Linked DNA regions of Homo sapiens: region 1 is linked to region 2. A link is an interaction called in ENCODE POLR2A ChIA-PET data of the cell type or tissue named here. Cell type or tissue: GM12878. All regions are shown on one strand. Each heading gives the region's core, and the rest is flanking DNA. Links, peaks and the distances in the headings are about the cores only.

Region 1 (17,237 bases), core at 3,592-11,591, 210 kb after region 2:
TGGCTTTTCCATGTGACATTCCTGATGCCTGGGCATGTGTTAGAAATGCCAGCTCCTGGCCAGGCGTGGTGGCTCAGGCCTGTAATCCCAGCACTTTGAGAGGCCGAGGCGGGTGGATCACCTGAGGTTGGGAATTTGAGACCAGCCTGACCAACGTGGTGAAACCCCGTCTCTACTAAAAATACAAAATTAGCTATAGGCATGGTGGCACATGCCTATAATCCCAGCTACCCGGGAGGCTGAGGCAGGAGAATTGCTTGAACCTGGGAGGCGGAGGCAGAGGCTGTGGTGAGCCAAGATAGCGCCATTACACTATTGCACACCAGCCTTAGCAACAAGAATGAAACTCTGTCTCAAAAAAAGAAAGAAGAAAGAAAGAAATGCCAACTCCTGTACCAAAGCTGGCCTATTCATTCTCTGATGGGCTCCTTTCGGCCATGCAGAAATACCACCAGATAGTACCTGGGTATGACTATTTGTACCCAGTTCTATATGCAGGTAAACCACAAAAGTTTTTTTAAATTATTTTTATTATTAATTTTTTTTAGAGATAGGGTCTTGCTCTGTTGCCCAGGCTGGAGTGCAGTGGCACAATCATAGCTCAATGCAGCCTTGAACTCCTAGGCTCAAGCAATCCTCCCACCTCACCCTCCCCAGTAGCTGGGATTTCAGGCATGCACCCCCATGCACGGCTCTCCCACAAAACTTAGTAAATAGATACGTGAAAAAAATGTCCAAAGCAATTTGGTGGATGTTAGTTATAAAAGGAAACTCTTTTTGTAGCTTTGTCCTACCATGTTTCTTGCAAAAGACAGTGCACATTCATTCATTCTTCTATCCATTCATTCTTTTATTCAAACATTCATTCAGTGCCAGGCACTGGGGATAAAATAAGCATCACTGCCTTTGAGATGCTTCAAGTGTAGCTAATAAAATAAACTATAAACACTATTGTTTTAACTTTTCTAAGACATTTCAAACAATGCATAAAGAAGTGGAAAGAGCCTTTAATATCTAAAATCACTTCATAATAGAAGGCGAATTTTACTTTTTCTGTGTTAAAGGACCTGTCTCAGATGGTCTCATTTCTAATAGAGTTCTTTGGAAAGACTTAGAAACAAATGAAATTGATAAAAGAGCCCACAATATTCACAAATACCACAGGATGACGCAGGTTCCTACTCATATCAATGAACTCATGGTGCTTACTTTTCCAAATTTTTAAAGTAAACAAGCCATGGGGTATTAGAGTTTAACCTTCGCCGTATGTTTGCAGAAGGACCTGTTTTTTAAGCTATCTTTTTTTGTTTTTCACTGTGTACCCAAAAAAGGAAGAAAAGAAAAGGGGGAAAAAAAAACAATTATCACCAGAGCTGGAAAGGTGGAACAACATTGAAACAATGCAATGAATAAAAAGAACACATATTTTCTGGATTAAAGTTGTATTTAATGCATTTTGTCTTTAAGTGATCCCCCACCAGAAAGTTCACTTCCTTTTTTATATTTTCTCATAAACAGCCTACTATGGTCATATTGTCATAAATATAGTTGATTTTGAAAATATTTTTAGCTTCCAAAATACCCCACATTAAACTTAAACATTTATAGAAGAAAGTATTTTAACTCATGACTTTTTCAATGTTGAGAGTATTCCTGGGCGAATGCTATTCTACTATAATTATTGCCTTGAGATAACTGGTCAATGAACATGACATCAACATAATCAGGATCTGTTTTTTTCTATAGTAGCAGATATTGTTTCCTAGTTGCAACTGAAATGACTAATGTTCACCAAATAAAAGCAGAAGGTCACACCTAAAACTGAAGCTAATGTTTGACTATGTCAGTCTGTTTCAGAGCCTTTGTTTCAGGACAGGCAATTTGTCATTTGTTTTACAAAAAGACCTATGTTATTTTTGTATACTACTATTTGACATACCACCAGAAGGTGCATATTGTACATGTATTCATGTGTAATATAACACAGTAATAATAGACCATACTGTTACTATATAACTACTACTTGCAAACTACTAATATAGTTTCAAATTAGGAGGAGAAGACTAGCATTCACACACCATTATAATGACTGTAAGTTTATGTTTGGGAACGTTCACTTTCATTTTGTTTTATTTTGTTTTATTTAATTTTATTTGACTTTATTAGAGGTGGGGTCTCATTATGTTGCCCAGGTTGGTCTCAAACTCCAAGGCTCAGGTGATCCACCTACCTCAGCTTCCCAAAGTGCTAGGACAGCACACCCAGCAAAAAGTTCACTTTCTAAATCTGTTTGAGCATAAATTTAAGAAAATTTTTTTAAACTTAATCCCCAATGTGATAGTAAAATTTAAGAAGTTTAACGAATGAAAAATACCCTTGGCTGGGCACAGTGACTCATGCCTCTAATCCCAGCACTTTGGGAGGCTAAGGCCAGTGGATCACTTGACGTTAGGAGTTCAAGACCAGCCTGGCCAGCATGGTGAAACCCTGTCTGTACTAAAAATACAAAAAAAAATTAGCTGGGCGTGGTGGTATGCACCTGTAATCCCAGGCTGAGGCACGAAAATCACTTGAACCTGGGAGGTGGAGGTTGCAGTGAGCTGAGATCGTGTCACTACATTCCACCCTGAGTAAACAGCCTTTTACACACAAATTTTAAAATGCCTTTTTTTTGTTTTTTTTTTTTTTTTGAGATGGAGTCTCACTCTGTCACCCAGGCTGGAGTGCAGTGGCACTATCTTGGCTCACTGCAATCTCTGCCTCCTGGGTTCAAGTGATTCTCCCTGTCTCAGCCTCCCAAGTAGTTGGGATTACAGGCACCAGGCCACCACGCCCGGCTAATTTTTGTATTTTTTAGTAGAGATGGGATTTCACCATGTTGGCCAGGCTGGTCTTGAACTCCTGATCTCAGGTGATCCGCTCCACTTGGCCTCCAAAAGTGCTGGGATTACAGGCGTGAGCCACCACGCCCGACCCCCACAAATTTTAAAATTTTTTAAAATTCTATCTTTTATATTTGGACTCTCTGGGTTTGGTTTGGTTTTGGATATAAAACAACTCTACTGCCAAAAAGAAGTTAAATTATAAAGTATCACCCCAAAGATAAGGCATCTTTATAAAATTACAATCACAAATTTGCCATTATCTAATTGTGATTTTGAAGTAAGCACATGATCGCCCTCCTTCTCAGTTTCTCCATCAAGAAAATGAGGCTGGCCGGGCGTGTTGGCTCACGCCTTTAATCCCAGCACTTTGGGAGGCCGAGGCAGGAGGATTGCTTGAGCCCAGGAGTTTGAGAACAACTTTAGGCAACGTGGTGAGACCTCATCTCTACAAAAAAATAAAAAATTAGCCAGGCGTGGTGGTGAGGACCTGTAGTCCCAGCAACTTGAGAGGCTGAGGTGAGAGGATCCCTTGAGCCTGAGAGGTCGAGGTAGGAGGATTGCTTGAGCCTGAGAAGTTGAGGCTGCAGTGAGCCGTGATCATGCCACTGCACCCCAGCCTGGGTGACAGAGCCCTTGTCTCAAAAAAAAAAAAAAAAGAAAAAAGAAAAGAAAAAAAAAAAAGAAAATGGGACTAATACTTTTGTATAGTATTGTTGGTATATATAGATATATAGGAATAGTATGTACAGGAAATATATATCTATAAATTCTCAGTAACTTGAATCATATTCTTAACAACACAGGAAATTTCCTATCTAAAAGAACACTATTATGAATTTTTTGCAATTAAAGATGACTTTTATAATTAAAAAGTAATCATGCATCAAACTACCAGTTCATATATTCAACTTCTGGCACATAAAGTTTTTCTAAGAATATTATGCCCGGGTTTCTCTCTTAAACCTGCTTCAGTAATTGTAATATTTTAATTTTAACATGGTATATGACACCATAATTAGTTAACAGGCAATATTTAGGGCCTACTACATTCAATGGGTAGGCACAAAGCTCCCGTGCAGGAATACAAAGTAGTGATAAAAAGAACATAATACTTACATAATTAGAAAATATAAAAGAGAACATAGTAGTAGCCATTATAACTACACATTTCACATGTACAGTGTCTTAAAGCACTTTCTCACATAAATGTAGAAGGTAATATCTGTGTAAATGCCCTTTCAGTTTGTCCATAAACATTTGGGAGTGAATCCCCTCAGGTTCTTTACATTTTAATTTTAAAAAGTATCTTGCCAGGCAGATAATTAACGACTCTAAACTGTGACTACACAGTTGTCTACAAAAAGAAGATCCTTGAAAAACATTTATTCTTGACCATCTGAAATAATAACAAAGGGCCTTGAGCATTTACTGTAGCCAGGTACTTTTTTCTTTTTTGTTTCTTTTTGTTTGTTTGCTATGAGGCAGGGTTACCCTCTGTTGCTCAGACCGGAGTGCAGTGATGCAATCACGGCTCATTGCAGCCTTAACCTCCTAGGCTGAAGCAATCCTCCCACCTCCGCCTCCTGAGTAGCTGGAGCCACCACACCTGGCTAATTTTTGTATTTTTTGTAGAGACAGGGTCTCACTATGTTGCCCAGACTGGTCTGGAACTCCTGAGCTCAAGCAAGCTTCTCACCTCAGCCTCCCAAAGTGCTGGGATTATAGGCTTCAGCCACCACGCCCAACCAGCCAGGTACTTTTTAATCCTCCCAACAATGTTAATGATAATATTATCACCATTTTATAGATGGTGAAGCTGAGGCTCAAGGAGAGAAAGTGACTTGTGTGATGGCATTTGTTTTTCAAGTAGTACAGTCAAGAGATAGGAAGCGAGGCAGTCTGGCTCCAGAGCCTGGGCGTGGAATCACTGCCTCATCACAGTCCCATGTTCTCACTTGAACATTGCGATTACGTGAATTCTAGTCCTTCAACATTTCCATTTAAGAATTTAATTCCATAGGTTTTTAAGTCTAAAAACATAGTTTGAATATGTTAACTCCTTTACAAAGAGCCAGAAATAGGCTATGGGACAGTTTGCAGAACTCTTTGAAAGCTTAGAAGAGTGGTGGGGAGAGTGCAGAGGGGAAGCGATGGGGATGGTAGAAAGTAATGATTTCCCAACAACTTTACCATGTGTCTGTACTGGAAATTCCTTCCACTCTATCAGCCAATGTCCATTTCTCACCAATCGTGGTCTTATCCTGTTAACACTGGCTATTGCTAAACCTGCTGTAAGTAAGTAAGTAGCAAAGAATGAGTATCATGGTAGAAAGAGCTTTGGCTTTGTCATCAGATTGACCTACATTTCAATTCTGTAAGTTGGGTCAAGTTATTTGATACCCTCAATCTCCTGATCTTTAAAAAGGGGCAGTATGGCCAGGCGTGAGCCACCACATAATTTCAGCACTTTGGGAGGCTGAGGTGGGCGGATCACCTGAGGTCAGGAGGTCGAGACCAGCCTGGCCAACATGGCAAAACCCTGTCTGTACTAAAGATACAAAAAAATTACCCGGGCATGGCGGCACTTGTCTATAGTCCCAGCTACTCGAGAGGCTGAGGCAGGATTCGCTTGAACCCAGGAGGCGGAGATTGCAGTGAGCTGAGATGGTGCCACTGCACTCCAACCTGGGTGACAGAGTGAGACTCCATCTCAAAAAATAAATGAATAAAAATAAGTAAATAAATAAATAATAAAAAAATTAAAAGGGGGCACTAATAGCTAACACTGATCACACCCTTACTTAGCTTCATTCTAAGCCCTTGGCTATCTCATTTATTCCTCACAGTGATGCTTTGAGATAGCGATAATTATTACTAGTCTCATTTTGCAGGTGACGATAATGAGGAATCAGGATTTTAAATAGTTAGTTTACCAATGTGTCACACAGCTACACAGCTGAAGAGCTAGGGCTCAAACCCAGGAAATCTGACTTTAGAGCAGAGGTTGGCAAATGTTTGCAGTAAAGGTCCAGACAGTAAACACTTTAGATTTCATAGGCCGTATCATCTCTGCTGCTACTTAACTCAACTCTGCCACCGTCCCCATAAATGCAGCCACAGACTATATGTAAACGAATGGCTGTGGATTATGTGCCAACAAAACTTTATTAAAACAGCCAGGGAGTCAAATGTGCAGGTCTCCAGCAGGCGTCTACCCCGTACTCTAGAGCCCACATTTAAAATTTCCACTCATAGAAATGTCATGAGAAATCAAATTACACATACGTGTTCAAAAAAATAGTTAACTATCATTAACTTGGGAGTTTTAAAACCATACATTAAGGAAACTCTTGGAGAGATTATTTCTTTCTTTTTTTAAAAAAAAAAATTTGACCTCTGAGAGCAAAGAACAAGAGAGATTATTTCTAATTCATCTCCTTCCCTGTAGGGAGGATTGCATTTAAGCTGGCTATTCTCTTTTAGCGCTGCTCTGTTCTTAGCATGTAAGTGAAATACACTCTCCAGCCACTTCTCCAGAAATACTAGACATGGGGTGGGACAGTATCCTCCTCTGAAATTCTCTCATGGTGCTAACTGCTGACAGTCAGCAGAAGGTCTCACTCATAAAGATGTTCAATAAAATGGAGTTCATCTTCATCATCTTAATCAATTATTTAACATCATTGTGTATTGCATTGGCAATAACATGGCATATGATAACATAATTAGTTCTAAGTGTAAGAGGATAAGTAGAACTTCTACTGCTGCATAATTTCCATCTGTCTCTAAATATAATTAAACAAGAAATGTGCAGATTTTCAATCCTCGGCTACATGTGATAGCTGGCTTATTCCCTGAAGTCTGTCTTGGCCCACAGTCCATCCTTGCTTGTGCACTTTACTAAGCCACTGTCTTCATTTTGGCACTCAATCAATGTTTGTTGAAGGAAGTTTTGTGACCTCCTAGGGCTGAACAATCTTATATGGTTTTTTATGTTCCCTCCCACCCATTTCTAGCACAGTGCCTTGTACAAAAATAAGTAATCTTTAAGTATTTATCGCTATTAATTATGTTATTAAGAAGGAAATGGGCCGGGTACAGTGGCTCAAGCCTGTAATCCCAGAACTTTGGGAGGCTGAGGCGGGCAGATCACAAGGTCAGGAGCTCGAGACCATCCTGGCCAACATGGTGAAACCCCGTCTCTAAAAATACAAAAATTAGCTGGGTGCAGTGGTGGGTGCCTGTAGTTCCAGCTACTCGGGAGGCTGAGGCAGGAGAACTGCTTGAACCCGGGAAGTGGAGTTTGCAGTGAGCCAAGATCAAGCCACTGCACTCCAGTCTGGGTGACAGAGTCAGACTCTGTCTTAAAAAAAAAAAAAAAAAAAAAGAAGGAAATCACAGTCCATTTAATTATTTGACAAATATTTATTGTCTTTTAAGTGTCAAGCTTTGAGGAGTTTATGATAACCAAGAAGAGACATAAATTCTGCTCTCTCAAAGTTTACATTCTAATTGTAGAAAAAAGGCTTAAAAAAAAACTGCAGTAGTGTTATGTATTATGAAAAGGCGGATGTTTATAATAGACGGTAGATTTGACCTGGCGGACGCTAGACTAAGGCTGACAAGATACAGAACTTCAGGTTTATCTCGTGCTTTTAATTCCTGAGTTTTCGGTCTCTTGTCCCCTTATAAACACTACTCAGGCCTCCTGCTTGCTTAGCAGAATACTTCATAAACAAATTTATAAAATCGTTTCTATTCCTCTGAATAAATAAAACTCCTGGTGCAAGAGCTACTCATTCTTTCACTGAGGACTCAGCCTGAACTTCCTAGTCATGGCTAAAGCTTCGTGGCTCTCCACTGTCTACCACAGAAAGTGAGAGACTTAGACCCTTCACAATCTGGTTTCATTTTCTTTTTGAGCCTCATCTTCTGCCCCATATCCACCTCCTACATTTCAGCTATTTGAGACCATTCCAGCATTTTTGCAAATGCCCACCTTTGCTCATAATGTTCCCTCTGCTCTGTCTCCTCCCTTTCCTTCTTTTTTTTTTTTTTGAGATGGAGTCTCGCTCTGTTGCCCAGGCTGGAGTGCAGTGGCATGATCTCGGCTCATTGCAGCCTCTACCTCCTGGGTTCAAGCAATTCTCCTGCCTCACCCTCCCAAGTAGCTGAGACTACAGGCACATGCCACCACACCCGGCTAATTTTTGTATTTTTAGTAGAGACAGGGTTTTGCCATGTTGGCCAGGCTGGTCTCGAACTCCTGACCTCAGGCAATCTGCCCGCCTTGGCCTCCCAAAGTGCTGGGATTACAGGCATGAGCCACTGTTCCTGGCCTCCCCTTCCTTCTTCATCTACCCTTGCCAGACTGTGAACTCCAAGGAACATGCAGTAGCCACCACTGTATCCCCAAGCATCTAGCACAGCCTCATACGCAGCCAGTGCTCAATTAGTGTTTGAATGAGCGAGGGAATGAATCAATTCATATGCAAATATTGTTTAATCATTTATTTTACCACATCATTGCCTTTTGCCTACAGACCTGTACAGATGCTGACTTTAGTACCAGTGAATTGACTGTATCCCAGAAGCCCATTTTCAGTGATTGTTCATAGTATGTCTTTAAAAAAAAACTGTAAATTTTAAGTAAGGGTTATTGCATTATTGAAGAAACCAGTAATGACATTTGAAAACAGCCCAAGTCTTAAAAACCAGATTGTCAGCAGTTCTCATGTGTCCATGTAGCAGCGGGGTCGGAATTTAAATGAGACAGTTGGATGCTTTAGACTGATTTCGGCAGTGATGTTTCTATGACCCAGGCCTGTCAAGTTTGCTGTGATGACAAGTCAATTAGACAACAGAACCATTCTTAACAAGCCTTTATGGTAGCTGTTGTTTTGTCTGAAAATTAAATTGATAGTGTTTCAACCAAATTAAATGAGTATTATTGTATCACAGAGACACTTACCTCAAACCCTTGAAAAATGTTGCACGTTTCTCAGTCTTGATAGCCTTGACTTTTTTTTTTTTTTTTTTTTTTGGTAGCTACTGCGCCTTGCCATGCTGCCCAGGCTGGTCTCGAACTCCTGGGCTCCAGCGATCCTCCCACCTCAACCTCACAAAGTGCTGGGATTACAGGCGTGAGCCACTGTGCCCGGCCAGCCTTGACTATTCGTAAGAGCCAGATCAAGACACCAGGCCCATGTTGAGGGAGGGCTGTAGAAAATAACAACTTCTTCTCTATTTAAAAAGTACCTACCATGTGTGCCAGTATATAATCATATTACACAGCTCCAAGATAGACTCCACCAGTAATTCTCGACAGAAAGCAATTTTATGCGCACCCCCTGCCCCCAGATTTGCAATGTCTGGAGACATTTCTGGTTGTCACAACATTGTGGAGGTAGGGGGCTTTTGCATCTAGTGGGTAGAGGACAGGGATGTTATGAAACATCTGAAAACACACAAGACAGCCCCTCATAACATAGAATTATCACAAATATCAATAGGGCTGAGGTTCAAAAACCCTGGGTTAGAGAACACCTATATTCCCTGAGCAGCTCAAATTCTGGGATTTTATGAAATTAGATAATATATGTGAAATAATTTTTTTTTTTCTTTTTTGAGACAGAGTCTTGTGTGTCACCCAGGCTGGAGTGCATTGGTGCGATCTTGGCTCACTGCAACCTCCGCCTCCCAGGTTCAAGCAATTCTTCTGCCTCAGCCTCCCAAATAGCTGGGACTACAGGTGCATGCCACCACGCCTGGCTAAGTTTTATATTTTTTTTTTTTCAGTAGAGACAGAGTTTCACTATGTTGGCCAGGCTGGTCTCAAACTCCTCAACTCAGGTGATCAGGCCGCCTCAGCCTCCCAAAGTGCTGGAATTATAGGCGTTAGCCACCTTGCCCAGCCTGAAAGAATTTTATAAATTGCAAAACACTGTATGAATTCAAGCTAGTGTTAAATGATAGAAGCCACTGTGGCTTCTCCTTCCTTTTCCTTTCTGGTGTCTGCCAGTCGGCCTTTCTGTTCCTTGCCAGATCCCTCAAAGGCTTAGGTCAAAGGAGCCAAGGTAAGGAGTGAAACTAGAAGTCCCTCCTACTGTTTGTTCATGGATTGGAAAAACGTTGGCCCGGGAGGCATATGTGTGCTGAATTTGTGAGTTTCATTTTTGTTGGTTTCAGCATTACCCCATCAACCTTTAGAGACAAAGTGTAAGTAATGCTTATTTAAAGGGAACAAGGCCAGGTGCGGTGGCTCACACCTATAAAACCAGCACTTTAGGAGGCCAAGGCAGGCGGATCATTTGAGGCCAGGAGTTCGAGACCAGGCTGGCCAACATGGTGAATCCTCATCTCTACTAAAAAAAGTACAAAACTTAGCTGGGCGTGGTGGTGCATGCCTGTAGTCCTAACTACTCCGGAGGCTGAGGCAGGAGAATCACTTGAACCCGGGCGGTGGAGGCTTCAGTGAGCTGAGATGGCGCCACTGCACTCCAGCCTGGGCGACAGAATGAGATTCCGTCTAAATAAATAAAGGGAACAAGATAATAGTTTCCTAACTGGTATTTGTGTGCTGCCAAACCCCTGCAGAAAATCTCCCCACTCCACCCCTTTCGGGAGGGTGGCTTCAGCCGTCTTGTAGTACACAGCAGGCCTCCCTGAGAACCCACAGCAAAAGGCCGCATTCTCAGGTGTGTGTTGATAGAAACGTCTGGGAAAATTGAGCCTCTTGGCTTTGCATCTGTTTATCATACACAAGCATTCATTGAATGATGTGCTTTGACATAACAAAATCTGTACAATCATCAACACAATTAAGACCCATTATGAATGAACGCTTTCTCAGATGAGCGAGGGGTGGGCAGAAGGCATGGCCCGGAATGTCATTATTCCCTTGTATCTTCAACCTCCCAGGATTTTACCTAAAGAAAGGAGAGTCAAGGAGAGATGTTTATGTGCCCCAAGGGCCATGCTTTTCAGTAGCAAGAGGTCCCTGCCTGTGATAGAAAAAAAGAGCCCGTGTTTCAAAGTCTTCGGCTTATTGTTTGACCTCCCAAGTAAATTCCATGTTCTGCCTCCATTTTGAGTGGAACTCCTTTTCCACTTTCAAACTCTGAGGTAATAGAAACATCCTGGTGCCAGGGGCCTGCCCGAGAGTGGGCGTGTCCTCTCCAATGTTTATTCTACTGGGTGGTGGTAACTTGGACCAAGGCAGTAAGATAAATGCTCAGGGTAAGGCCAAATCTTGGAAACCTTTTGCAGAAACTGTTTTTCTCTCTGATTTCCTACCCCACCCCCTCCTTCACCCCAAGTTTGGGGCAACATCTTCCTTTACCAAATAATCAAATAATTTTTCTGTAAACCATGAGGTTATTCTGAACTTTTGTGAGAGACTCCTCTCTAAAACACAAACTATGGCTTTTAAGTGGCATTCTTTAAAGTAATAATAATAATTGCCAAACTTTTTAAACAAATTGTGTGCCACACATTGCCAAATGTCACTTAGTCCTGGTGCTGTTACTAGAACCATCTTAGAGATGTGGAAATGGAACTAAGGTGATTTGCCTGAGGAGACACAGCTAGTAAGTGGCACAGTCATGACTTGAACTTAGATCTCTGACTCCAAAGCCTTTGCTCTTATGTGCATTGTGTGTGTTAGGTCATGCTTAAGACGTGATTATTAGGACAAAATTTTATGGTATGAATAAGGAACATCAAAATAGAAATCTAACCACAGAGATAGAATTATCTCTTGGATCAACACATTTTAAAACCCTCCACTGAATTAAATTCCAGGTAGTGATTGGAAGACACTGTACCCCACTGTATATAGCTTCAAATTGCAATTTGTCAGTTGGTCAGCAAATAAAGCTCTCCCAAGAATTCCAAATTGCATACTCATCTCAAACACACACACACACTCAAACACACACACTCACACTCACACACACACACTCTCACAGTCACACTCCAAGAGCTGTGAACCAAAGTTAACTTGTAGTCTTATTTATTTATTTATTTATTTTGAGATGGAGTCTCACTCTGTCACCCAGGCTGGAGTGCAGTGGCGCAGTCTCGGCTCACTGCAACCTCTGCCTCCCGGGTTCAAGCAATTCTCTACCTCAGCCTCCCGAGTAGCTGAGATTACAGGCACCCGCCACCATGCCTGGCTACTTGTTTTGTTTTTTTATTTTTTTATTTTTATTTTTTTGAGACGGAGTCTCTCTTTGTCACCCGGGCTGGAGTGCAGTGGCACGATCTCGGCTCACTGCAAGCTCCACCTCCCGGGTTCACGCCATTCTCCTGCCTCGGCCTCCAGAGTAACTGGGACTACAGGCGCCTGCCACCATGCCCGGCTAATTTTTTTGTATTTTTAGTAGAGATGGGGTTTCACTGTGTTAGCCAGGATGGTCTCGATCTCCTGACCTTGTGATCCACCCGCCTCAGCCTCCCAAAGTGCTGGGATTATAGGCGTGAGCCACTGCGCCTGGCCTGTTTTAAATTTTTAGTAGAGATGGGGTTTTACCATCTTGGCCAGGTTGGTCTTGAACTCCTGACCTTGTGATCCACCCGCCTCAGCCTTCCAAAGTGCTGGGATTACAGGCCTGAGCCAGTGCAGCGGACCGGTAGTCTTATTAATTCTAGAGTAAACTCATGCATGATTTTGATCCTAGGTAAACACTGGTATGTAAACATTGATAATATTTCCCAGTAGTACACTGGTATCCTTTGCCCTCTAAAATGTCCCAGTTCAAAGTTAAAATCCTAATGAAAGCTACTCTGAACAAACGCTAAAAAGAGAATTCAAATCCTTGATGATGTCTGCTTTACCTGTTTGCCTTGAAATTTTATTTTAACCCAACAAGTTCAAACTCTCCCTAAAACATAACAAAAATCCCTAGTTCAGAATAATAATAGCTTGATTTGAAGGTATATTTTTTCTGCTTGTTTTATATACAAAACTGTGAGTAAATGATTTATTTCAAATATATTGCCATGTTTATTTAATGCTAGCAGCCTTCAGTGAAGACTCATGCATTTTTAGTGTTGGGAAGAATAGCTGTGTGCTGGGAGGGTCCTACCTCAGGGGATTTGGCATCTACATAGATGGTTGGACATTTTGCATCCAATGTGGCAAGTCTCTTCATGTTCTTTCTGGGAGAGCTTCTGCAAAGTGCTTTAGCCAAGGATTAGGTGAGAAACAGGCTTACACATGGATGCATAAGCCACATCACCAGTGGAGAATCACACTGCCAGACAGCTTACCTGCTATGAAAGGAATCTGGGAGACTCTGATACACTAGTCTCCACCAGAACTCACAGGCTAGGCTTCTCTACTGACTGGTTTAAAGTTGGCTGGGATAACCTCTTGCCTGTTTTCCCATAAACACAGAATCCTACATGGGGCAAGATTCTTCCCTCCAGTTCAATTTTTTTTTTAAGTTTTATTGTCTTTTTTCCTTTTTTTTTTTTTTTTTTTTTTGAGACTGGGTCTTGCTCTGTCACCTAGGCTGGAGTACAGTGGCACAATCATAGCTCACTGCAGCCTTGACCTCCCAGGCTCAAGTGATCTTCCCACCTCAGCCTCCCAAATAGCTGGGACCACAGGTGTTACGCCACAACACCCAGCTAATTTTTTAAATTTTTGTAGAGATGGGGTCTCACTATGTTGCCCAGGCTAGTCTCAAGCTCCTGAGCTCAAGCAATTCTCCTGCCTCAGCATACCAAAGTGTTAGGATTAAAGGTATGAGTCACCACGCCCAGCCTTAAGTTCAGTTTTCTTGTGCTAACATTCCTTGATCACTTAGTGCTAGGTTCTGCACTAAGAACTTTACACAAATCATTTTACTTAATCCTCATCACAGCCCTATGATGAAAATCAGACTCCCAGGGTTCACACACCAGCTCTGATGCTCATTAACTGAGAATCTACTTAGCCTCTCTGTGCCTCAGTTTCCCTATCTGTAGGGTGGAGACCCTAGTCGTATACCATATAGACACTGTGAGGATTAGAATGAGTTAATATGCACAAGCATAGCACTCTGCCTGTCACATAATAGACATTCAGTAAACATTGGTTAATACAGTCATCATTTTAGAGATGAGAATATAGATTCTTAATGATGTTAAATGGCTTTTCTCAAGGTTCACAGCTAGAAGTAGAGGAACTAAGATTTGGACTTCAGACTGTCTGACTCTAGAGACTTGCATTTATTCAACATGCTACGAAGCCTAAACCAGAATGCCCAGTCCCTTTTAAAACTGTCACATGGTGAATGGATGAAACTGGGGAACTCTGTGTTATTTATCTAGATATTTTGATTTGCTCACAGATAAGTTTCTACTTCTGAAGTATACTTATTATTCATTCTGTCCACACTTCTGCCCCAAGCAAGAATCTCAACATTCAGGATATGGTATTTCACACTAGTCCCCAGACACCCCTGATATATTTAAAAGCAAAATTCTGATGGTATATGGGCTTTTAACTTGGGGAACTATGGCCTTATCAGAAACGAATGTTAACAATGTTGAGGTGTATGACCCTTTTGAAGCAGGCTCTGGTCAGTAACCATGAGTACAAATACCTCAATTCTCACCTATTTGGCATTTGAAGCGTAATTCAGTTAACTGAGTTCACTTAACTCAGAAGTCAGCTCCACAAGGACGAGGTCCACCATAGCTAGCACAGTATCTGGCACATAGCAGGTGGTCAATAACTATTTGCTGAATGAATGAATGAATGAATGAAAACAAACCCTCTTGTATCTCTTTTGGAATTTTAAGAAATTATTAATATATAAGTGTCAGGAGCTGAGCCAACAACCTTCATCAGATATTTTCTTCTTCCATGTCTCATAAATTTGGCCATTGGAGTTAAACGGAAAACAGCTTGGAAGAGGGGGAAAGGCAGCTAAACAACACTGTCTTTTTTTTTTTTTTTTTTTGAGACGGAGTCTCGCTCTGTCGCCCAGGCTGGAGTGCAGTGGTGTGATCTCGGCTCACTGCAAGCTCCGACTCTCGGGCTCACGCCATTCTCCTGCCTCAGCCTCCCCTGTGGCTGGGACTACAGGCGTCCACCAGCACACCCAGCTAATTTTTTCTATTTTTAGTAGAGATGGGGTTTCACCGTGTTAGCCAGGATGGTCTCAATCTCCTGACCTTGTGATCCGCCCTCCTCGGCCTCCCAAAGTGCTGGGATTACAGGCATGAGCCACCGCGCCCGGCCAAACAACACTGTTTTAAAATATGTTAGAATTTAAGGCCGGGCACAGTGGCTCACACCTGTAATCCCAGCACTTTAGGAGGCAGACAGATCACTTGAGGTCAGGAGTTCGAGACCAGCCTGGCAAACATGGTGAAACCCCATCTCTACTAAAAATACAAAAATTAACCGGACATGATGGTACGCACCTGTAATACCAGCTACTCAGGAGGCTGAGGCAGATAAATCGCTTGAATCCTGGAGGTGGAGATTGCAGTGAGCCAAGATCATACCACTGCACTCCAGCCTGGATGACAGAGTGAGACTCCATCTAAAAAAAAAAAAAACAGTTAGAATTTAAAAATTAGTCCTGAAATTAAGTTATCATTCAGCATAGGAAAACTATTATACGTAGCAAGCAGAATCTAAGAGCTTCAAGGATGCGCTCTTCCACATCTCCTAGACCAGGGGTCAACAGAGCCGGAGAGTAAATACCTTAGGCTTTATGAGCCACACTGTCTGGGTCTCAACTATTTCGCTTTGCCATTGTAGTATAAAAGCAGCCACACATTATCTTTTCTTTTTTTTTTTTTTAAGGATAGGGTTGTGTTCCAATACAATTTTATTTATAGAAACAAACAGCAGGCCATATTTGGCCCACAGCCATAGCTTGCCAATGCTAATCTAAAGCACATATAATTACAATAAGTTAAGCATTTCATTACATCTTTGAGAGAAGGGTCATGTTAGCTGTACAGTTGTCTTTTTCAAAGTAACTTGAAAATCTTTTCCTTTTCGTTATTGTTGTTGTTGTTTTTGAGACAGGTTCTCACTCTGTTGCCTAGGCTGGAGTGCAGTGGCGCAGTCACAGCTCACTGCAGCCTCAACTTCCTGAGCTCAGGTGATCCTTCCACCTCAGCCTCCCAAATAGCTGGGACTACAGGCACACACCACCATGCCCGGCTAATTTTTGTACTTTTTGTAGAGATGGGGTTTTGCCATGTTGCCCAGGCTGGTCTCGTGCTCCTGAGCTTAAGCAATCTACCTGCCTCAGCCGCCCAAAGTGCCAGAATTACAGGCGTGAGCCACTGAGCCCAGCCTCATTTATCTTTTAATATATCTAAGTGTTTGGCATCTGAATTCATTGAGTAGAGTAGCACACCATATAATTTATTTAATATGGTATATTAAACATGATGATAAGGAGAATAAAACTTGTAGGCCATAAGATTTTCTTGAATGTGTTAACCTGAGTCAGTGTACCTTTTTTTTTTTTTTTTTTTTTTTTTTTTTTTTTTTGAGAAGGAGTTTCACTCTTGTTGCCCAGGCTAGAGTGCAATGGCGCCATCTCAGCACACCACAACTTCCGCCTCCCAGGTTCAAGGGATTCTCCTGCCTTAGCATCCTGAGTAGCTGAGATTACAGGCATGTGCCACCACGCCCAGCTAATTTTGTATTTTTATTAGAGATGGGGTTTCTCCATGTTGGTCAGGCTGGTCTCGAACTCCCAACCTCAGGTGATCCGCCCACCTTAGCCTCCCAAAGTGCTGGGATTACAGGTGTAAGCCACTGTGCCCAGCCCAGTGTATCATTTTTTAATGGCCTCTAATGAAATCCTAGTTTTATCAACTCTAATTTTTGTCTTTTTTGCATCTCTGAACCTTTTCTTTTTTTTAAAGGATTTTGTTTTTACTGTGGTATATTATACATAACATTTTACCATTTTTAAGTGTATGGTTCATTGGCAGGAAGTATATTCACACTGTTGTGCTGCCATCACCACCATCCATCTCCAGACCTTTATTATCCCTAATTAAGACACCCACACCCATGAAGCACTAATTCCCCACTCCTCCCTTTCTCCAGCCCATGGTAACCACTAGTCTACTTTCTGTCTATGAATTTGACTACTCTAGGTACCTTATATAAGTGGAATCATATAATATTTATCCCTTTGTGTCTGGCTTATTTCACTATTAGCATAATGTCTTCAAGGTTCTTCCATATTGTAGCACGTATCAGAATTTTATTCAAGGCTGAATAAGCCGGGCACGGTGGCTCACACGTGTAATCCCAGTATTTTGGGAGACCGAGGCGGGCAGAGCACCTGAGGTCAGGAGTTCAAGACCAGCCTGGCCAAC
Region 2 (15,173 bases), core at 4,288-12,287:
TAGTTCATGTCGTTAATTCACTCAGATCTCTGCTCAAGTGGCATCTGACTGGAGTGTCTTTCCCTGACCAACTTATTTAAAGCAGCGCTGTTCCCTGCCCGTCACTGTCTCCTTATCCTGCTTTATTCTTTTTTTTTTTTTTTTTTTGAAGAGGGGGTCTTGCCCTGTCTCCCGGGCTGGGGTGCAGTGGCACGATCTCGGCTCACTGCAACCTTCACCTCCCAGGTTCGAGCGATTCTCGCGTCTCAGCCTCCCAAGTTGCTGGGACTACAGGTACGTGCCACCATGCCTGGCTAATTTTTGTATTTTTAGTAGAGATAGGGTTTCACCATGTTGGCCAGGCTGGTCTCGAACTCGTGACCTCAGGTGATTCACCCACCTTGGCCTCCCAAAGTGCTGAGATTACAGGCGTGAGCCACCGCGCCGGCCCCTGCTTTATTCTTCTTCATAGCACTTTGGCTACCTGATATGCCTCAGATGTACAAATATGTTTATTTGTTTGTCATTGCCTTTCTCCCGCATGAGGTTTTGTTTTATTCATTGCTGTATTCCCAGTATCCACAATAATTTACAGCACATAGTAGGGAATCAAATATTTGTTGAATGAATTAATGAATCAAGAACAAAAGCACTGCATCTGTTAAATGATTTGGCATTCCTGAGCTATTTCTGCACCTAATCTCTCTCTCTCTCTCAGGGGTATTTGCTAATGGGTCTAATATGGGAAAGATACTTAATTCCATGGTTGTACAAAATCTAGAATACAGAAGATTAAAACCTGGAGACAAGGCCGGGTGCAGTGGCTCAAGCCTGTAATCCCAGCACTTTGGGAGACTGAGGTGGGCAGATCATCTGAGGTCGGGAGTTCAAGATCAGCCTGACCAACATGGAGAAACTCCATCTCTACTAAAAATACAAAATTAGCCAGGCATTGTGGCACACGCCTGTAATCTCAGCTACTTGTGAGGCTGAGGCAGGAAAATCGCTTGAACCTGAGAGGCGGAGGTTGGAGTGAGCCAAGACTGCACCATTGTACTCCAGCCTGGGCCACAAGAGCGAAACTCCGTCTCAAAAAAAACCAAAAAAACAAAAACCTGGAGACAGTGTGGTGTAAGAATGAAGTCCTTCAGGCCAGGCGCAGTAGCTCACGCCTGTAATCCCACCACTTTGGGAGCCGAGGTGGGTGGATTGCCTGAGGTCAGGAGTTCAAGACCAGCCTGGCTAGCATGGTGAAACCCCGTCTCTACTAAAAATACAAAAATTAGCCGGGTGTGGTGGCACACACCTGTAGTCTCAGCTACTCAGGAGGCAGGAGAATCACCTGAACCCAGGAGGCGGAGGTTGCAGTGAGCTGAAATGGCAACACTGCACTCCAGCCTGGTGGTGACAGAGTGAGATTCCGCCTCAAAAAAAAAAAAACAAAAAAAAAAACGAATGAAGTCCTTCCTTGCCTTTCAATAGGCGTGTGACCTAGGAAAAGTCATTTACTTCTTTTAGCACCAGATGTCTTATCTTTTAAATGCGGGTAATGATAGGGTGCTGTTTGGAAGGACTAGAGCAGATGGGATCTGGCGATTTCTTCTTACACTAAGATACTTTGAAATTAGAGCTCAGTTGGTAGGGAATTAGGAAATGTTGGTTTTAGCCCTATGTTAAATGTAAACTGAGTGTATAACATAGGGCTAGTCCTTTAACCTCTCTAGAACTCCAGATAAACCAGAATTTCTTTGAGGTCCCTTTGAGGTCAGCTCTCAATCACCTGCAGGCATTGGGAGGAACCAGGTTGACCAGATGTCCTGGTGTTTGTGAGACCTTAATCTCTGTCCCTCCAGGGCTTGAGTCCACCTGTTGTTTGGTAGAGGTGAGGCTTGTAAAGTAGGTATTTTCTGTAAGTATTTTCAGTAAGTATTTTCTGAGCACATGTTTTGTGTCATGTGCTGGGGATACCACAGTGAACAATGCAGACAAGGCCCCTGTCCTCTCACATTCTAGGGATAAGAAACAGACAATAAACAGGTAAATGGAAAATAAATCAAGACCGGGCGCAGTGGCTCACGCCTGAAATCTCAGCCATCTGGGAGTCCGAGGTGTGCGGATCACCTGAGGTCAGGAGTTCGAGACTAACCTGGTCAACATGGTGAAATCCCCCATCTCTACTAAAAATACAAAAATTAGCCGGGCATGGTGGCGCACGTGTGTAATCCCAGCTACTCGGGAGGCTGAGGCAGGAGAATCGCTTGAACCCGGGAGGCAGAGGTTGCAGTGAGCCAAGATCACACCACTGCACTCCAGCCTGGGTGATAGAGTGAGACAGTCTCAAAAAAAAAAAAAAGAAAGTAAAAAAGAAAATAAATCAAGACTAGTGTGATATTGCAGTATAATAAAAAATATATATTTAGTCTTTGTCTTCATTTCCCGCCTAGAGCTCCTAAAACCTTTGTAATTTCCCAAGTGATAATTTGAAAAGAGTGTCTTTTGTTACTCATAAAAAGCCCCTTTCAACTATACCTGAGTTTTTTGTTTTGTTTTTGTTTGGTGACAGGGTCTCACTCTGTCACCCAGACTGGAGTGCAGTGGCATGATCACAGCTCGCTGCAGTCTCGATTTCCTGGGCTCCAGCAATCCTCCTGCCTCAGCCTCCCAAATAGCTGGGACTACAGGCACATGTCTGGCTGTATTTTAAAATACATCTGGCTAATTTAAAAAAATTTTTGTAGAGGCAGGGTCTCACTGCGTTGCCCATGCTGATCTTGGGGTCCTCCTGCCTTGGCCTCCCACAGTGCTGGGATTACAGGCATGAGCCACTGCACCCGGCCTACACCTTCACAAGTTCGTGAAGTGACTTTGGGAAAACCCCTAAGGAGGGGGCGCTGGCTGTCAGGGGAGCTATCTTTGTGATTAGACAGTTGAAACTTTCGGCCCCACCGTTCAACCTCTGGGGAGAGTCGGAGGGTTAAAATTTGAGTTCAATCAGTAATGGCCAGTGAGTTAATCAATCATGCCCACATAACGGAACCTCCATAAAACCCCTACACAACAGGGTACAGAGACCTTCCAAGTGAGTGAACAAACACATCAAGATGCTGGGAGGTCAAAAGGATGTGGCTGGAGAGAAAAAAAAAAAGATGCTGGGAGGGTGGCATGTTTGGAGAGCATGGAAGCTCCACCTGTCCTCATACCTTGCCCTGTGCATCTTTTCCACCTGGCTGCTCCTGAGTTGCATCCTTTACAATGAACTGGGTGATGGTACGCAAAGCGTGCTCCTGAGTTCCGTGAGCCATTCTAGCAAATTATGGAACCCAAAGAGGGGATTGTGAGAACCCTTTATTTATAGTTAGTTGGTCAGAAGTATAGGAAGCCCACCGGTTCCTGCACAGTTTTCTGGGCATAGCAGCTGTTCTCCTTCCTACTCCAGCTGTTTCAGGAGCAACAGAATCAAGGTCCTCTAGGCTCAGGGAGACAGGTTATGAATTTAGACCTTGACCTTAGGCCTTGACAACAGCAGATAACTACTAATTAGAACTGGGTGGCTGGGCCAGATGCAGTGGCTGACACTTGTCATCCTAGCACTTTGGGAGGCCAAGGTGGGAGGATCACTTGAGGTCAGGAGTTCAAGACCAGCCTGGCCAACAAGGTGAAACCCTGTCTCTACTAAAAGTACAAAAATTAACTGGGCATGGTGGCATGCACCTGTAATCCCAGCTACTCAGGAGGCTGAGGCAGGAGAATCACTTGAACCTGGGAGGCAGAGGCTTTTTTGAGACTCCGTCTAAAAAAAAAAAAAAAACACTGTAGGAATCCCAGGCTTGCATTTTGGCATCAAAGGGTAGTCTTATGGGACTGAGCCCTTCCCCAGTGGGGTCTGTGCTAACTCCAGACAGTTAGTGTCAGAATTGAGATAAATTGTAGGACACCCAGCTGTTGTCTGCAGAGAATTGGTGAATCGCTTCGTGTGAAAAACCTACCTGGTTTTCCTGACATGTGTTGTGTTGTCAGAAGTGTTCTGTAGGAGTATAGAAAAAAAGGGTTCTTTTTTTCCTTTTCACTAGTGATAAGTGCTAGGCAGGAAATAGAAGAATGATATCATAAAGAATAGCAGATAGGATCTGTTGAGTTAACTCAGATCAGGAAAGGCCTTTCTGGAGCATTTAAACTGAGCTTTAAGGGATGAGAAGAATCCAGCCATGGGAAGAGCCTTCCAGGCAAGGGAAAAGGCGAGCACAACCCTCGAGGCCTTGAGGATGGAAAGGGCCGGGCTGCCTTAGAACCAGACCAAGGCCAGTGTGCAGAGGGTGTAGTGATTGAAGGCACAGTGGATGAGGTGAGGCTGTGAGGCAGGCAGGAGCTCTTCATGTGAGTGAGGCCTTAAAGGCAATGGTTAGGGGGAACCATTGCCCCAGTTTGCCCAGAACTGAGGGTTTCCTGAAATGCAGGACTTTCAGTGCTGAAATCAAGAAAGTCTTGGGCAAAACAGGATGAGGTCACCCTAGCCATGGTAAGGAATTGTGCCAAGCTGATATTGTGCTGTACTTAGTCTGCAATAGGCAATCACTGAGGGTTGTTTTTTTTTGAGACAGTTTCGCTCTTGTTGCCCAGGCTGGAGTGCTATGGCGCGATCTCGGCTCACTGCAACCTCCACCTTCCAGTTTCTTTCTTTCTATTTTTTTTTTTGAAACGGAGTCTCACTCTGTCGCTCAGGCTGGAGTGCAGTGGCGCGATCTGGCCTCACTGCAAGCTCTGCCTCCTGGGTTCACGCCATTCTCCTGCCTCAGCCTCCCGAGTAGCTGGGACTACAGGCACCCGCCACCATGCCCGGCTAAATTTTTTTGTATTTTTAGTAGAGACGGGGTTTCACCGTGTTAGCCAGGATGGTCTCGATCTCCTGACCTCGTGATCCCCCTGCCTCAGCCTCCCAAAGTGCTGGGATTACAGGCATGAGCCATCTAGCCCAGCCAACCTTCTGGTTTCAAGCGATTCTCCTGCCTCAGCCTCCAGAGTAGCTGGGATTACAGGCACCTGCCACCACTCCCGGCTAATTTTTGTTTGTATTTTTAGTAGAGACAGGGTTTCACCATGTTGGCCAGGCTGGTCTCGAACTCCTGACCTCGTGATCCGCCCGTCTTGGCCTCCCGAAGTGCTGGGATTACAGGCGTGAGCCACCGCGCCCAGCCGGCAATCACTGAAAGGTTTTAAGTAGGAAATGATGCCCAGTGATTTCTGATTTTAAAGGTCACTCTGGCTTTTGTGTGGCGAATGCTTAAGAAAGGAGCAAGTTGGAAAAAGAGGTGGCCAGTTAGCCAATTATTACACTCCTCCATGCAAGAGATGATGGGGTATTGAAATAGATTGAAGATGGAGAGAGATGAATGGATACAAGATACATTTTGGAGGTAGAATGAACAGGACTTGGAAATGTATGTGGAGAAGGCAAAGGAGTTAAAGATGATATCTGGAGCAGCACAACTCACAATTGCAAAGATGTGGAACCAACCTAACTGCGCATCAAGCAATGAGTGGATAAAGAAAATGTGGTATATATACACCATGGAATACTACTCAGCCACAAAAAGGAACGAAATAATACCTTTTGCAGCAACTTGGATGGAGCTGGAGGCCATTATCCTAAGTAAAGTAATTCAGGAATGGATACCAAATATCATATGTTCTCACTTATGAGTAGATGCTAAGCTATGATGATGCAAAGACATAAGAATGATGTAATGGGCCAGGCATGGTGGCTCACACCTGTAATCCCAGGACTTTGGGAGGCTGAGGTGGGCAGATCATGAGGTTGAGTTCGACACCAGCCTGGCCAAAATGGTGAAACCCCATCTCTACTTAAAAAATACAAAAAGTAGCTGGGCATGGTGGCACACACCTGTAGTCCCAGCTACTTAGGAGGCTGAGGCAGGAGAATAGCTTGAACCCAGTAGGCAGAGGTTGCAGTGAGCCGAGATCGTACCACTGCACTCCAGCCTGGGCAACAGAGTGAGAATTTGTTTGAAAAAAAAAAAAAAAAAAGAATGATATAATGAACTTTGGGACTTGGGGTGGGGGGAAAAGTCAGGAGGGGGAAGAGGGATAAAAGACTACATTTTGGGGTACAGTGTACACTGCTCAGGTGACAGGTGCACTAAAATCTCAGAAATCACCACTGAAGAATTTATCCATGTAACCAAAAACCACCTGTACCCCCAAAACTATTGAAAGAAAATTTTTTTAAAAGATGATACATGCACTCTGGTTTTACTATCTACTTAATTGGTTTTGCCAATAGAGAGAAATCTGAGGAGAACCTGGGTGTGGAAGTTCAGAGCAGGCAAGGATGGAGGTACCTGGAGTTCCATTCAGAAGAAAATGTGATACTCAGAATGAAAACACTCTTATTGTTAATGTTCAGGGTATTTTGTAACCATTAGCTAATTAATTCTCAAAATAGTTGTTCTGAGTTGTTAATTACCTAAATCCCATTTTACAGTTTCTGGAGAAGAGCAAGTGTCAGTAATTTGCCTAAGGCTAGACTAAATTGTAGAACTGACAGCAGCACCAATTAATTCCTGGTAGTCTTATGTTCTGCCAATCTTTTAAAAGAGGAGCTCTTAGTTGGGATGAGTAAATTGAATGATGTTTGGGAGAGTAAGGCATAGACTTAATAGTCTGAGGGTTGTGCTTTGACTTTCCCTCTTATTACGTAGGTGACATGGGCACATATAAGAATAATCCTTAGTCAGGCTGGGAGCGGTGGCTCACGCCTGTAATCCCAGCACTTTGGGAGGCTGAGGTGGGTGGATCACGAGGTCAGGAGTTTGAGACCAGCCTGACCAACATAGTGAAACCCTGTCTCTACTAAAAATACAAAAATTAGCTGGACATGGTGACGCACAGCTGTAGTCCCAGCTACTTGGGAGTCTGAGGCAGGAGAACAGCTTGAACCTTAGAGGCGGAGGTTGCAGTGAGCTGAGATCACGCCACTGCACTCCAGCCTGGGCAACAGAGCAAGACTCTATCTCAAAAAAAAAAAAAAAAAAAAAAAAAAGAATAATCCTTAGTCTTAGTTTACTCATCCATAAAATAGTAATTTTTATCTTATTTTATCTTAGAAAGTCAAATGTTCAACATTTTCTTACTTTTTGCGGTGTCCTCTATCTAGAAACAATTTTGCCCAGAAAACTGTTAACCTATTAGAGAAATCTTCTTTGATCACCCTATAATAAATTAACAGCAGCCACCTTTCACCTAAAGGTACTTTTCACCCCACTTTAGCCAAGTTTGATTTCTCTTTATAGCACTTATTACCGTCTGACCTATTATATATCCATTTTTATAAGATCATAGATTTTGTCTGTTTTATTCCCTGCTAGTATCACCCATGTCTAGAACATTGCCTGGAACAATATATGAGTGCTCAATAATATTTGTTCAATAAATTAAATGAAATTATGCACATAAAATACTTAGCACAATATCTGCTCATGATAGAAACTCAGTAATTGTTAGCAGTTGCTATATCAGAATAGGAATTTGGAGACGTACTCAATTTTATACATTCCTTGCCTAAGAAACTTTTAAAGCAATATTTTTTTATATATCTTTATTAAAAATAACTTTTTTTTTTTTGAGACGGAGTCTCGCTCTGTTGCCCAGGCTGGAGTGCAGTGGCGCAATCTCGGCTCACCGCAAGCTCTGCCTGTTAGCCAGGATGGTCTTGATCTCCTGACCTCATGACCCACCCGCCTTGGCCTCCCAAAGTGCTGGGTTACAGGCGTGAGCCACCACACCTGCCCAAAAATAACTCTTTAGGCCGAGCATTTAATGCTCATACCTGTAATCTCAGCATTTTGGGAGGCCAAGGCAGGAGGCTCACTTGAGGCCAGGAGTTTGGGACCAGCCTGAGCAACATAGAGATACCCTGTCTTTATATAAAAAATAATAATAATAAATAAAATTTTAAAAATAGTCTATTCCTGGCCAGATGCAGTGGCTCACACCTGTAATCTCAGCACTTTGGGAGGCCAAGTTGGGTGGATCATTTGAGGCCAAGAGTTCAAGACCAGCCTGGCCAACATGGCTAAACTATGTCTCTATTAAAAATACAGAAATTAGCCAGTTGTGGTGGCAGGTGCCTGTAATCCCAGCTACTTGGGAGGCTGAGACACAAGAATTGCTTGAACCTGGGAGGCAGAGGTTGCAGTAGTTGAGATTGCATTACTGCACTCCAGCCTGGGAGACAGAGCAAGACTCAGTCTCAAAAAATAATAATAATAATAATTTTTAAAAATAAAATTATATATATAAAATATATATTTGGGCTATTCTTGAAACAGCATACCAGTTACGTACTTCATTTTATTAATTTACAAAAAGTCTTTATATTCCTTGGTGATTCTCATTATTATTTTGTGGATAAGTTATGTGGCTGTGAGAACAAAGCAAGCCCAGGGCTGAGTTTTTTATTTTATTTTATTTATTTGTTTTTTCTGAGATGGAGTCTTGTTCAGTTGCCAAGGCTGGAGTGCAATGGCACAATCTCAGCTCACTGCAATCTCCACCTCCTGGGTTCAAGTGATTCTCCTGCCTCAGCCTCCCAAGTAGCTGGGATTACAGGCATGCACTATTATACCTGGCTAATTTTGTATTTTTAGTAGAGATGGGATTTCACTATGTTGGTCAGGCTGGTCTGGAACTCCTGACTTCAGGTGATCCATCTGCCTCATCCACCCAAAGTGCTGAGATTACAGGTGTGACCCACCGTGCCTGGCCTCAGTTCTTTATTTTAGAAGTGGGTATCTTTTTCTCTAAACAAAAACAGAGTCAAATATATGCTATATAATCAGTGAGTTTGCAAACAAGGATTCCAGCTCCTTCTGATAGATCAAAACTAAACATGCTAGGTTTCAAATCTGGTATGGGGGAAAAAAAAAGAACTAAACATGCAAACCAACAGGTTCCTAAAACTATCGGTGAGTCAATTCAACTAGAAAAACAAAAAACACTCTCCTGGTCATGGCTGGGCCAGAGTGGGTGGAGGAAAAAGCTAAACGTTTACTCATAAAGACTCTGATTCACTTAGAAAAAGAAAAAGCCAGATGCCATGCGACTGGGATTTGTGTTCACTGCACTGAGGAGTACAGAGCCTTCGTACTCTCAGGGATGACAAGCCATTATTTCACTCTGAACACAAAGAACGGTTGCTTCGTGCACCCTTCACTATGATTAGCTCTTGCAAATAGAGGATGAAGAATTGAACCCGAGAGGACCTTGGCTGTGGGCCAAGGGCTCAGAATTATTTATTTTACTTTCGTTAAGAAAACAGTATAAGAGGGCCATGTCTAATAGCCTATTTCTTCATGGGCCCCTGATTTAGGCGCAACGGGATAATAACCACACACTCTTCTCTCTGAGAGCAATAGGAGTTTTCTTCCAAGAGACCCTGGCTGCATGTGCTGGTTTGAGCCAGTGGTGTGCTGGTGGATGTTTAACCACCAGCTTGGGGGAGGCAGAAGGGCTTGTCTGTAGTGTTTGCTGATTTCTGCAGTGTAAATATTCCCACTCTGGCTGATTTCAAGCTACTAATCTGACATCACTGAATGAAGAGTTGGGAAGAAAATGTGAAGTAGCATACTGTTATATACAATTTCCACTGTTCAAATATGGCCAGGTGCAGTGGCTCATGCCTGTTATCCTAGCACTTTGGGAGGCCGAGACAGGTGGATCATTTGATGCTAAGAGTTAGAGACCAGCCTGGCCAACATAGTGAAACCCCATCTCTACTAAAAATACAAAAATTAGCTGGGCGTCGTGGCGGGCACCTGTAATCTCAGCTACTCGGGAGGCTGAGGTGGGAGAATCACTGGAACTCAGGAGGCAGAGGTTGCAGTGAGCCAAGATCATGCCACTGCACTCCAGCCTGGGAGACAGAGCGAGACTCCATCTCAAAATAAATAAATAAATAAACAGGCTGGGTGTGATGGCTCACACCTGTAATCCCAGCACTTTGGGAGGCCGAGGCAGGTGGATCACCTGAGGTCAGGAGCTCAAGACCAGACTGGCCAACATGGCGAAACCCCGTCTCTACTAAAAATACAAAAATTAGCCGGGCATGGTGGCACATGCCTGTAATCCCAGCTACTAGTGGGGACTGAGGCAGGAGGATTGCTTGAACCTGGGAGGTGGAGGTTGTAGTGAGCTGAGATCATGCCACCGCACTCCAGCCTGGGCAACAGAGCGAGACTCCGTCTCAAAAACAAACAAACACAATTGATGTAAATAACCTTAAAAACATAAACCACAGTGAACTGTAATAAAATCATTAGGAAGTGATAAGTTTTGAGTATGTATTGCTCCATTGTAAGTGTAATGTATTTCATCGTAAGTTCATATAATTTAATTTTAGTAATGGCTGTGTTTAACAACTGGCTTACAGACTTTCTGAAAATTTAACAGTTGGCTCTCCGGAGCCCGTCAGAGCAGGTTCAAGGTGCCCTGCTGATGTGAACCCTGAGGCAGGAGTCCTGTGTGGTCTGGGGCCAGGAAGAACACAGCAGACCCATTGCTTCAAAATGGAGCTCACCATTCTCTTCAGGGGTTCTCTTTTCTCATTCTGTGAGAATTGTCATTTTAGCATGCCTTGCCTCATTTTACTCATTAGCAAAACAGAGAGAAGACCACTCCCGTTCCTGGTTATGGAGACTGTAGGCTACCTGTGATTTTACAAGGGAGGAAAGTAAGTCTCAGAAGAGTCATATAATGATAGTGGTGGTGATGATGATGATGATGATAGTTGACACTGGTTAAACTTGTACTATATACGCCAGTTACTGTGCTAGATGCCTTACGTAACATCTCATTTGAACCTCATAAAAATCATATGGGTAGGTGCTATTATTTGTATTCTCATGTTGCAGATGAGGAAACTGAGACACAGATGACTACACAGTATTTTCTGATTCCACTTCTAGAAAGAAGTTAAGTCAAGATGGAAATTCCGTCTGTCTGGGCAAATTGCTCCTGCTCACAGCTGCTATAATCATATAGTTTGTAAGTGAGGCGGGGGTTGGCAGGAGTCAAGGGTTGGGGAGTGGGGGTGGTGGTCAAACATAGGTCTTCCAGTTCCTGTGGTGGCATCAAGATTGAAAAAGGTGAACTTCTGTGGTTGGTTCATTGTTTTTATTCCTAGTTTATCTGTGGAAAAAGGAACGTTCTGAAGAATTGAACCACTTGGTTAAATGAGTTGAGTGATCAAGAATGAATGCACAAAAAAATAAAAAAGACTGTCTCTACAAAAAAATAAAAAAGATTGTCTCTACAAAAAAATAAAAAAGAATTAGCCAGATGTAGCGGTACATACCTGTGGTCCCAGCAGTGAGCTATGATCACACCACTGCACTCCAGCCTGGGCCACAGAGTGAGACCCTGTCTTAAAAAAAAAAAAAAAAAAGAGGCCAGATGCGGTAGCTCATGCCTGTAATCCCAGCACTTTGGGAGGCCGAGGGGAGTGAATGACCTGAAGTCAGGTGTTCAAGACCAGCCTGCCTAACATGGCGAAACCCTGTCTCTACTAAAAATGCAAAAAATTATCTGGGTGTGGTAGTGCATCTGTAATCCTGGCTACTTGGAGGCTAAGGCAGGAGAATCGCTTGAATGCAGAAGGCAGAGGTTGCAGCGAGCTGAGATGGCGCCACTACACTCCAGCCTGCGTGACAGAGACTCTGTCTCAAAAAAAAAAAAAAAAGGAATGATCATGGGCTTCTCCTAGGCTTCCTAAGGTGCCTTTGAAAACAGGTAACTCTCCAGATTTGAGAAAAAGTGATTGTGACAAAAACTCACATCTTCCATTTCCTTTCTTAAATAGAAATAACATGCTGTGTGTGTTAGAGATAGGACAGTTATAGATATCTTTTTTTTTTTTTTTTGAGACGGAGTCTCGCTCTTTTGCCCAGGCTGGAGTGCAGTGGCACAATCTCTGCTCACTGCGAGCTCTGCCTCCCGGGTTCACACCATTCTCCTGCCTCAGCCTCCCGAGTAACTGGGACTACAGGCGTCCACCACCACGCCCAGTTAATTTTTTGTATTTTTAGTAGAGACAGGGTTTCACTGTGTTAGCCAGGATGGTCTCGATCTCCTGACCTCGTGATCCGCCCGCCTCGGCCTCCCAAAGTGTTGGGATTACAGGCGTGAGCCACCGAGCCCGGCCTAGTTATACATATCATCATACCTTCTTTTTTTTTCTTTTTTAAGAGACAGAGTTTTACTCTGTCATCCAGGCTTGAGTGCAGGGGCACAGTCATAGCTCACTGCAGCCTCAAACTCCTGGGCTCAAGGTGATCCTCCTGCCTCAGCCTCCCGAGTAGCTGGGACTACAGGCACGTGCCACCGTGCCTGGCTTTTTAAATTTAAATAAATTTTGGCAAATCCACAAGTGGAATATTAACAGCCTTTTTAAAAGAATTAGGTGGATTCAAAAGCACATACAGAAATCAGTTACACTTTTGAATTACATTGCAACTAAAAAAAAGCAAGGGCAGAAAAGTGTGATAGTATGTCATCATTTATGCAAAAAGAGATAAAGGAAAGGTACATATGCATATATGCTTGTCTACCTGCTTCGTATCTCTAAAAGGATACACACACACACACACGCGCGCGCGCACGTACATACCCAACGGTTACCTCTCGGAGCCTAGGGGATTGGAGTGGAAGGGAGATGGGACTTTTTACAGCGTAGCATTTTATTTTATTTGTCCTTTATCCGTATGCATGCAGTACCTGTTCAAATAAATAACTTTTTTTTTTTCTTAGAGACAGGGTCTCACTCTGTCGCCTAGGCTGCAGTACAGTGGCACAATCATAGCTCACTGCAGCCTTGACCTCCCAGACTACTCTCTCAGCCTCCCAAATGTAAATTTTAAAAACCACTTTCACATACGTTATCTTTTCCATCTTCATTATAACCTTATACTATAGTAGGGCAGATTGTATTCTTCCCAGTTAGGGATGAGAAAATGGAAGTCCAAAGAAAAGTGACTGACTCAGTGTTACCCAACAATGTAAGTGGCTGAGGTCAGGTGGAGACAGCCTATGGCTCTAAAAGTAGGTGGGACTGCATCCAAATTGTCTCATTTTTAGCCCTCGTTTGTGTTTTTTCCCTCTGAGGATTCATCATTTATTAATAAACAAGGGACTTTTTTAAAAAGAAAAGGAGATAAATGTGATGTGGGAATGTTAAAAAAGAAAGAAAAGAAAGAAGAGAAGAGAAAAAAAGAAAAGAAAATCCAGGACAGGCACTGTGGCTCACTCCTGTAATCCCAGCACTTTGGGAGGCCAAGACAGGCGGATCACCTGAGGCCAGGAGTTCAAGACTAGCCTGACCAACATGGAGAAACCCCGTCTCTACTAAAAATACAAAATTAGCTGGGTGTGATGGTGCATGCTTGTAATCCCAGCTACTTGGGAGGCTGAAGGAGGACAATTGCTTGAACCTGGGAGGCGGAGGTTGCAGTGAGCCGAGATCGGGCCATTGCACTCCAGCCTGGGCAACAAGAGCGAAACTCCATCTCAAAAAAAAAAAAAAAAAAATCAATTCCAGAGTAGTTACAAACATAAACTCTGGAACCAGGTGGCCTAGGCATGAATCTGGGCTTTTTCACTTACTGCTGTGTGACATTGGGCAAGTTATTTAACCACAGAGAGGTTAAATAACTTGCCCAATGTCACACAGCAGTAAGTGGCAAAGCCCAGTAAATGTAAGATGGCCATAGTAATACTACAGTTCAGGTTATTCAGGTATTTTTGTGAGAATCAAATATGTTCATACTAATAAAGAGCACTTACATAGTGCCTGGCACAGAACACGTTACAGAAGTGTTTGTTAAATCAATAAAAATATACCAATGCCCTTTTGGTACCTTAGGATCATCATTCACCAAAAAGCTGCTTCTTTTCTTGGCTTTGTGTTTCTATCACTGAAGAGGACTCCCATTTATTCTTTGAGAGTGAAGACTATGGCTTCATCATTTTTCACTGTATCCTGCACAGAGCCTTGTATACAGTAGGTGCACAACAAATGTTTGATAAATTGAGACGTTTAGACTCCAGACCCAAATATGCTGCTTAAAGTCTTGGAAAACTCTGCCCCAGCATTCTCTGTCATTGGCAATATGGCTTTTAGAACTATTTTTTGATAATAAAATATAATAAAATATATCATTTTAATGATTGCTATATATTTTTTTTTTTATTTTATCTTTTGTAGAAATGAGGTGTCACTATATTGCCCAGGCTGGTATCAAACTCCTGGCCACAAACAATCCTCCTGCCTCAGCCTCCCAAATTGCTGGGGTTACAGGGCATGAACCACCGCACCTGGCCTAGTGATTTTTTTTTTTTTTTGAAATGGAGTCTCTCTCTATTGCCCACGCTGGAGTGCAATGGTGCGATCTCGGCTCACTGCAACCTCCACTTCCTGGGTTCAAGCGATTCTTTTGCCTCGCCCTCCTGAGTAGCTGGGATTATAGGTGCCCGCTACCATGCCTGGCCAATTTTTTATATTTTTAATAGAGATGGGGTTTCACCATGTTGGCCAGGTTGGTCTCGAACTCCTGACCTCTGGTGATCTGCCCGCCTCAGCCTCCCAAAGTGCTGGGATTACAGGCGTGAGCCACTGCATCTGGATAGAAATATTATTTTCTATGTCCACAATTTAAGCACTCTATACATAACAACTCATGAATCTTTACAGATATTCTCCCATATAGCTTGGTGCATACGAATGTGATATTGAAGTCTGTATGTGTCAAAGTAAAAATTATTGTGGGAAGCCTGAGCACGGTGGCTCATGCCTCTAATCCCAACACTTTGGGAGGCCAAGGTGGGTGGATTACTCGAGGCCTGGAGTTCAAGACCAGCCTGGCCAACATGGTGAAACCCAGTCTCTACTAAAAATACAAAAATTACCAGCCTGGCCAACATGGCGAAACCCCATCTCTACTAAAAACGCAAAAATTATCACCCTGGCCAACATGGTGAAACCCCATCTCTACTAAAAATACAAAAATTACCAGCCTGACCAACATTGTGAAACCCCGTCTCTACTAAAAATACAAAAATTAGCCAGACATGGTGGCAGGCGCCTGTAATCCCAGTTACTCGGGAGGCTGAAACAGGAGAATTGCTTG

The links. Peaks named below come from ENCODE experiments on the same cell type or tissue, not always from the same donor. Only the 100,000 strongest peaks of a DNase experiment are listed, where the experiment ranks them.
Region 1: POLR2A ChIA-PET joins it to region 2 with 11 read pairs; 5 of 35 experiments call an interaction of 5 or more read pairs at or near these places.

Annotation. Positions count from the first base shown.
Region 1 is chr4:40,442,876-40,460,112 of GRCh38, reverse strand. The region is part of intron 3 of RBM47 (RNA binding motif protein 47); the gene reads left to right. Among named protein-coding and RNA genes, the nearest start is that of RBM47-AS1, 25 kb to the right of the region's middle. In GM12878, for the core only: no CTCF peak of the experiment used is centred there; a DNase peak (open chromatin) is centred at 7,756; H3K4me3 peaks cover 194 bases; H3K27ac peaks cover 449 bases.
Region 2 is chr4:40,657,350-40,672,522 of GRCh38, reverse strand. No RefSeq gene overlaps it. Among named protein-coding and RNA genes, the nearest start is that of RBM47, 35 kb to the right of the region's middle. RefSeq lists enhancers at 1-241, 8,723-8,862, 10,335-10,840. In GM12878, for the core only: no CTCF peak of the experiment used is centred there; DNase peaks (open chromatin) are centred at 6,453 and 9,042; H3K4me3 peaks cover 1,069 bases; H3K27ac peaks cover 1,268 bases.